Linked DNA regions of Homo sapiens: region 2 is linked to region 1. The links are chromatin loops, found by intact Hi-C in ENCODE. Cell type or tissue: GM12878. All regions are shown on one strand. Links, peaks and the distances in the headings refer to the core of each region. The heading gives the core; the rest is flanking DNA.

The links. Hi-C counts contacts between places; a loop is a spot of excess contacts. Peaks named below come from ENCODE experiments on the same cell type or tissue, not always from the same donor. Only the 100,000 strongest peaks of a DNase experiment are listed, where the experiment ranks them.
Region 2: a loop joins it to region 1, with 5 times the contacts of the local background. A loop is called at or near these places in 1 of 110 quality-filtered maps.

What each region holds. Positions count from the first base shown.
Region 1 is chr1:42,041,644-42,044,471 of GRCh38, forward strand. It overlaps the pseudogene HNRNPFP1. Among named protein-coding and RNA genes, the nearest start is that of GUCA2B, 110 kb to the right of the region's middle. In GM12878, for the core only: no CTCF peak of the experiment used is centred there; no DNase peak of the experiment used is centred there.
Region 2 is chr1:42,098,659-42,101,486 of GRCh38, forward strand. No RefSeq gene overlaps it. Among named protein-coding and RNA genes, the nearest start is that of GUCA2B, 53 kb to the right of the region's middle. In GM12878, for the core only: no CTCF peak of the experiment used is centred there; a DNase peak (open chromatin) is centred at 1,480; H3K4me3 peaks cover 201 bases.

The DNA of each region.
Region 1 (2,828 bases), core at 192-2,691:
GACCACCTACAGTGACCTGAAGAGCCAGTCAGTGAGCGGCTGTGATGGGTCTGGCCACAGCGGGCAGAACAGCATGGGTGAATAGGACTCGTTTTGTTAGCAACGTTTGAATTAATTCAATCAAATTTTCACAGGCCGCTAACAAGCAGTGAAGAGCAGTTATAATGAAGGAAGCTGTGGGACCCATTTTGCACAAAGAGTTTGTGAAATCTGGATTTAAAAATTACCTCTTTAGGCCAGGCGCAGTGGCTCAGCCTGTAATCCCAGCACTTCGGGAGGCCTAGGTGGGTGGATCACTTGAGGCCAGGAGTTCACAACCAGCCTGGCCAGCATGGTGAAACCCCTTCTCTACTAAAAATACAAAAATTAGCCGGGTAAGGTGGCAGGCGCCTGTTATCCCAGCTACTCGGGAGGCTGAGGCACAAGAATCACTTGAACCCAGGAGGCGGAGGTTGCAGTGAGCCAAGATGCACCACTGCACACCAGCCTGGGCAACAGAGTAAGACCCTGTCTCAAAAAAAAAAAAAAAAAATATATATATATATATATATATATATGCCTCTTCAGTGTTTTCTCATGCAAAATTTTCTTCTACCATGTGATATTGAGTAAACTAAAACTATTTTCAGCTTTTCTCAATTAACATTTTGTTAGTATACTTCACAGAGAAGTTATCCAAGTTTAAGTATGTTACATGTGGACCTATTACACCACATCACAGTGAACACACTGGGGAGATGTGCTTTTTTGGTAAACTCAAAGGCATCAGCTCCCTGATTCAAAGAAATGTTTCTCATGTTTGTTCATTCTAATTTATATTTTCATTTAAGATCCTTTAGGTTAAGTTGAAGCTTTTTAAAAGTGAGTTTTGAAAATTGAGACACAATACTAATACTGGAGGAATTGGTGAGGCCTTAACTTAAAACTTTCTTTGTACTGTGATTTCCTTTTGGGTGTATTCTGCCAAGTGAAACTTGTTAAATTTTTTGTTAACTAAATTTTTTTCTTAAAATGAAGACTTTTTCACAATGACTGGCACAGATTATCTACTCAGCAAAAGATAGCGAAATGACTGGGTGGTTCAAGATAATTCATTTTAATTGTAATGTATTTAAGTGTGAATTTAAAAATAGTTTCATACATTAAATCTATGATCTCCCTTATATTCTAATAATGAGGCTAAATAAAAGTCTAATAAAAATATTTTTAAAAAATAATTCTGCCAGTTCTCACATCCTATGAGTCTTTCTGAAGGGTAAATACACTCATGAAAATTTAAATGTATTGTCTTATACCATTAAGCACTAAGGAAAGTAGGACTGCCCAGTTTAACCCAACAAAAGAAAGCTAAGACTAGAAATGCAAACAGAAATCCTTCATCTTTGTCCTGTACTAGGAGTTACCCTGATCTCTACCTCCCCTGCTAGCCCCCTATACTTCAGCCACTTATTCCTCTACTCTGAGAATAGTTGGGGGTGAGGGAGAGTAATCTGGAAAGGAACCTTATAAAGTGGCCCTACTTTAGAAGACTTTGGATTCAGTCACAGACACTATTCTTGCTGATGCCCCTTGTTGGCCTTGGACTCCTTGTTCAGGTTCTGACCTCTTCTACCCAAACTCTTTGACATGAGTCTTCCCAGATCACTCTCCTCTGCCTTTTCTCCCTCCCCAGATCTGACGCCTGGATTATATATTTCGCTTGGCTGCATGCCCTCATGTCTGCATTCCCAGCCCTGACCACCTTCAATCAGTTGAAAGTGGTGATATATTAGTCAGGCAACTCCAAAGCACAGATTAGTTTATCTGTAGCAACAGGGCCTAAAGGAAGAAGTCCAGGGATGGTTATTTAGTGGAGCAGAGTCACTTAATAAAAGGCATTAAGCACCTTAGAAGCCTGAAGGTGTGAGCAAATTGTTTTATACACTGCACTTGCAATTATGTGTGAAAGTTTTCACACACCTGGCTTCCTAGATACATAGCCTTTTGAAAATAATGCATTTGGAAATGCAATTTAATCAACTTCTTAATTTGAAAAAGCATTATCTAGGTCCCTGACAGATATTGTGTTGGAACACTGGGGCCATACCTGAAGTTACGGGGACCTCAGGGAAGAGTTGATATGGAAAGAATCCTGGTTGGAAATAGTTTTTCTAGAAATAGTTAGAAATTAAAAAATTAACTAGCATGCTGCTAGTTAACTTTGTTCTTTCCTCTGGCCTTGCAAGATTCATGGGAAAAGACCTTCAGCACTGTTGTGATTGAATCATTTCACATTTTATGACCAGATAACCTTTGCATATAGAGATGACTGGGACAATAGTCCCATTCTTGAGGAGCTCAGGAGGAAAAGGACACTACATCAGTCAGGTCCAGCAGGAAACAGAGCTCACCCCATTTAACTCAATGAGATCTCAATCAAGGGAGGACTTAGAGAAGTGTGGGCAGAGCTGGTGACGCATCCAGATACCAACAACAGCAGAGAACCATTACCACCCCCAATAATGAAGAGACAAGCAGAGGGAACAGGAGAGTGGGAACCATGGAGGAGGGGCTCCCTCAGGAGCTGCAGTTAGACAAAGATCTGGCTTCTACCAGAGGGGAGGCTTCAAGGCTAGGACCATGGGAGAAACTGCCTTGACCTCTCTTGCCTCCCATTCTCTAATACCCTGCAAATGCATATCACCCACTAACTCAGACAGATAACCTACTAGCAAGGGAGTCCGGATGACAGTCTATAGGGATCAGCCTCCTGGGGGAAGAACTAAGGCAGATGTAGATAACCGATATGGCAGCATAAACAAAGAATAATCAAACCAGAACACCCCATT
Region 2 (2,828 bases), core at 119-2,618, 57 kb after region 1:
TCTCATGTTCATTGGAGCATTATTCACAACAACCAAGATATAAAATAACTTAAATGTCCCCAAACCAATGAATGGATAAAGAATATGTGTTATACATACAATGGAATATCTTTCAGCCTTAAAAAAGTAGAAGGTCATGCTATATGTGACAACATGGATGAACCTGGAGGACACTATGCTTAGTGAAATAAGTCAGTCACATAAGCACATATACTGCATGATTCCACTTATATGAGGTATCTAAAATAGTTAAATTCATAAAAGCAGAGAACATAATGGTGATTACAAGGGGCTGGAGGGGAGGGGAAATGGGGAGTGCAGCAGGGGAAAAGTTTTAGTTATGCAAAAAGAAGTTCTAGAGAGCTGCTGTAAACACTGTGCCTATAGTTAACAATACTTTATTGTACACTTAAAATTTCATTAAGAGGGTAAATCTCAAGCTAAATGTTCTTACTGCAAAAAAGAGGCAACTGTCAGAGGAAACTTTTGGAGGTGATGAATATGTTTATTATCTTGATGGTGATGATGGTTTTATGGGTGTGTGCATATGTTCAAACCTATAAAATTGTATACATTAAATATGTGCAATTTGGAATAACAATTATATTCCAATAAGACCACTCAAAATATTTTAAAACAGAGTGTATTGTACAAGAAATAATTTGACAACCCTTTAGCTATACTCATCAAGAAAACGAAAAAAGAGAGAAACCTCAAATTACTAAAATCAGGAATGAAAGAGAGGACATTACAACTAACCTCACAGAAATAAAAAGATTATAAGGGAATGCTATGAAAAATTGAATGCCAACAAATTTTAAAACCTGGATGAAATGGATAAATTCCTAGAAAAACACAAACTACCAAACTGACTCAAGAAGAAATAAAAAATCTGAATAAACCTATAACATGTAAAGAAATTGAATTAGTAGTAATTCACACAAAGAAAACCCCAATGCCTTAACTAGTGAAACACACCAAACTTTTAAAGAAGAATTAATATTAATCTTTCACAAATTATTCCAAAAACTAAAAGAGAATGAAACACTTTCCAATCCATTCTATGAGGCCAGTATTATACCCTGACACGAAAACCACATAAAAACATCACAAGGAAACTGCAGACCAACATGGCTTATAAATATAGACACAAAAATCCTCAACAAAACACTAACAAACCAAATCCACAAAATATTACATAACAGGATTATACACAAGATCAAGTGGGATTTATTACAGGAATGATAGTTGGCCCAACATATAAAAATCAATCAATGTCATGCACCATATTAATGGAATAAAGGATAAAAACCTCATGATCATCTCAATAGATGCAGAAAAAGCATTGACAAAACTCAACACCTTTTCATGATTAAAAAAACACTAAGCAAACTAAGAATAGAAGGGAACTTCCTCAACCTGAAAAAAGTTGACTACGAAAACCCACAACTAACATCATACTTAATAGCAAAAGACTGTAAGTTATCCTCCTGAGATCAAAAACAAGACATAGGATGTCCACTGTCACCACTTCTACTCAACATTTCACTGGAGATTCTAACTATGGCAATAGTCAATGGAAAGAAATTTTTTAAATTCACATTGGAAAAGACATAAAACTCTCTGTATTCATAGATGACGTTATTCTATAGACAGAAAATTTTAAGGAAGCCACTAAAAAGCAAATAGAGCTAAAAAACAAATTCAGCAAGGTTGCAGGACACAAGATCAATATAGTGAAATTAACTTTATTTCCACACATCAGCAACAAAAAAATCCAAAAAGGAAATTAAGAAAACAAATCTATTTATAATTACATCAGAATGAATAAAACAATTAGAAATAAATTCAGTAAAAGAAGTATAATATTTATATGATAAAAGTTACAAAAGATCATTGAAAGAAATTAAAGATCTAAATAAATGGAATGGCATCCCATGTTACAGGATGGGAAGCTTTAATATTATTAAGATGGCAATATTTCCCAAATTGATCTACAGATTCAATGCAATCTCTACCAAATTCCAGTTGTCTTTTTTGAAGACATTGAAAACTGATCCTAAATTTATATGGAAATATAAGGGCTGCAGAATAACCAAAACAATCTTGAAAAAGAAAAGCAAGTTCAGAGGACTCACGCTTCTCAATTTCAAATGAGCCAAGACAGTGCAGTGCTGGTGTAAGAACAGATACAAAGATAAACAGGATAAAAATAAAGAAGGGAGGAGGGGAGAGGGGAATTGGGAGTGACTGCTAATGAGAACGGGTTTATTTTTGGAGAGTTGAACATCTCTGGAATTAGATAATGGTTGCATAACTTTGTGAAACCATTCACAAAGTTTTCTCCATTCAGCCCAAATTGGAAAAAAACAAATATCAGTGGTTTAAAAAAAAAACCACTGAATTGTACACTTATAAAGGGTAAATTTTATGGTATGTGAATTATGTCTCAGTTCAAAATGAATAAATGAGTTTAATAGGTACATAATTTCAGTTTTACAAGACAAAAAGAGTTCTGTGGATGAATGGTGGTGAAGATACAACAATGGGAATGTGCTTACTGCCACTAAACTGCACGCTTAAAGATAGTTAAGCTTAAAGTAGTTAAGATAGTATATTGCGTGTTATATGTATTTTACCACAATTAAAATAAAGTCATTAAATGACTGAATGATAGAGAAAAATAGTGAATTTAGCAAGGCCAGTGCATACAAAATCAATATGTTTTTTAAATTTTATTTATATATACCAGCAACAAGCCTTTAGAAAATAAAATGTTAAATGACGAGTTAATGGGTGCAGCACACCAACATGGCACATGTATATAT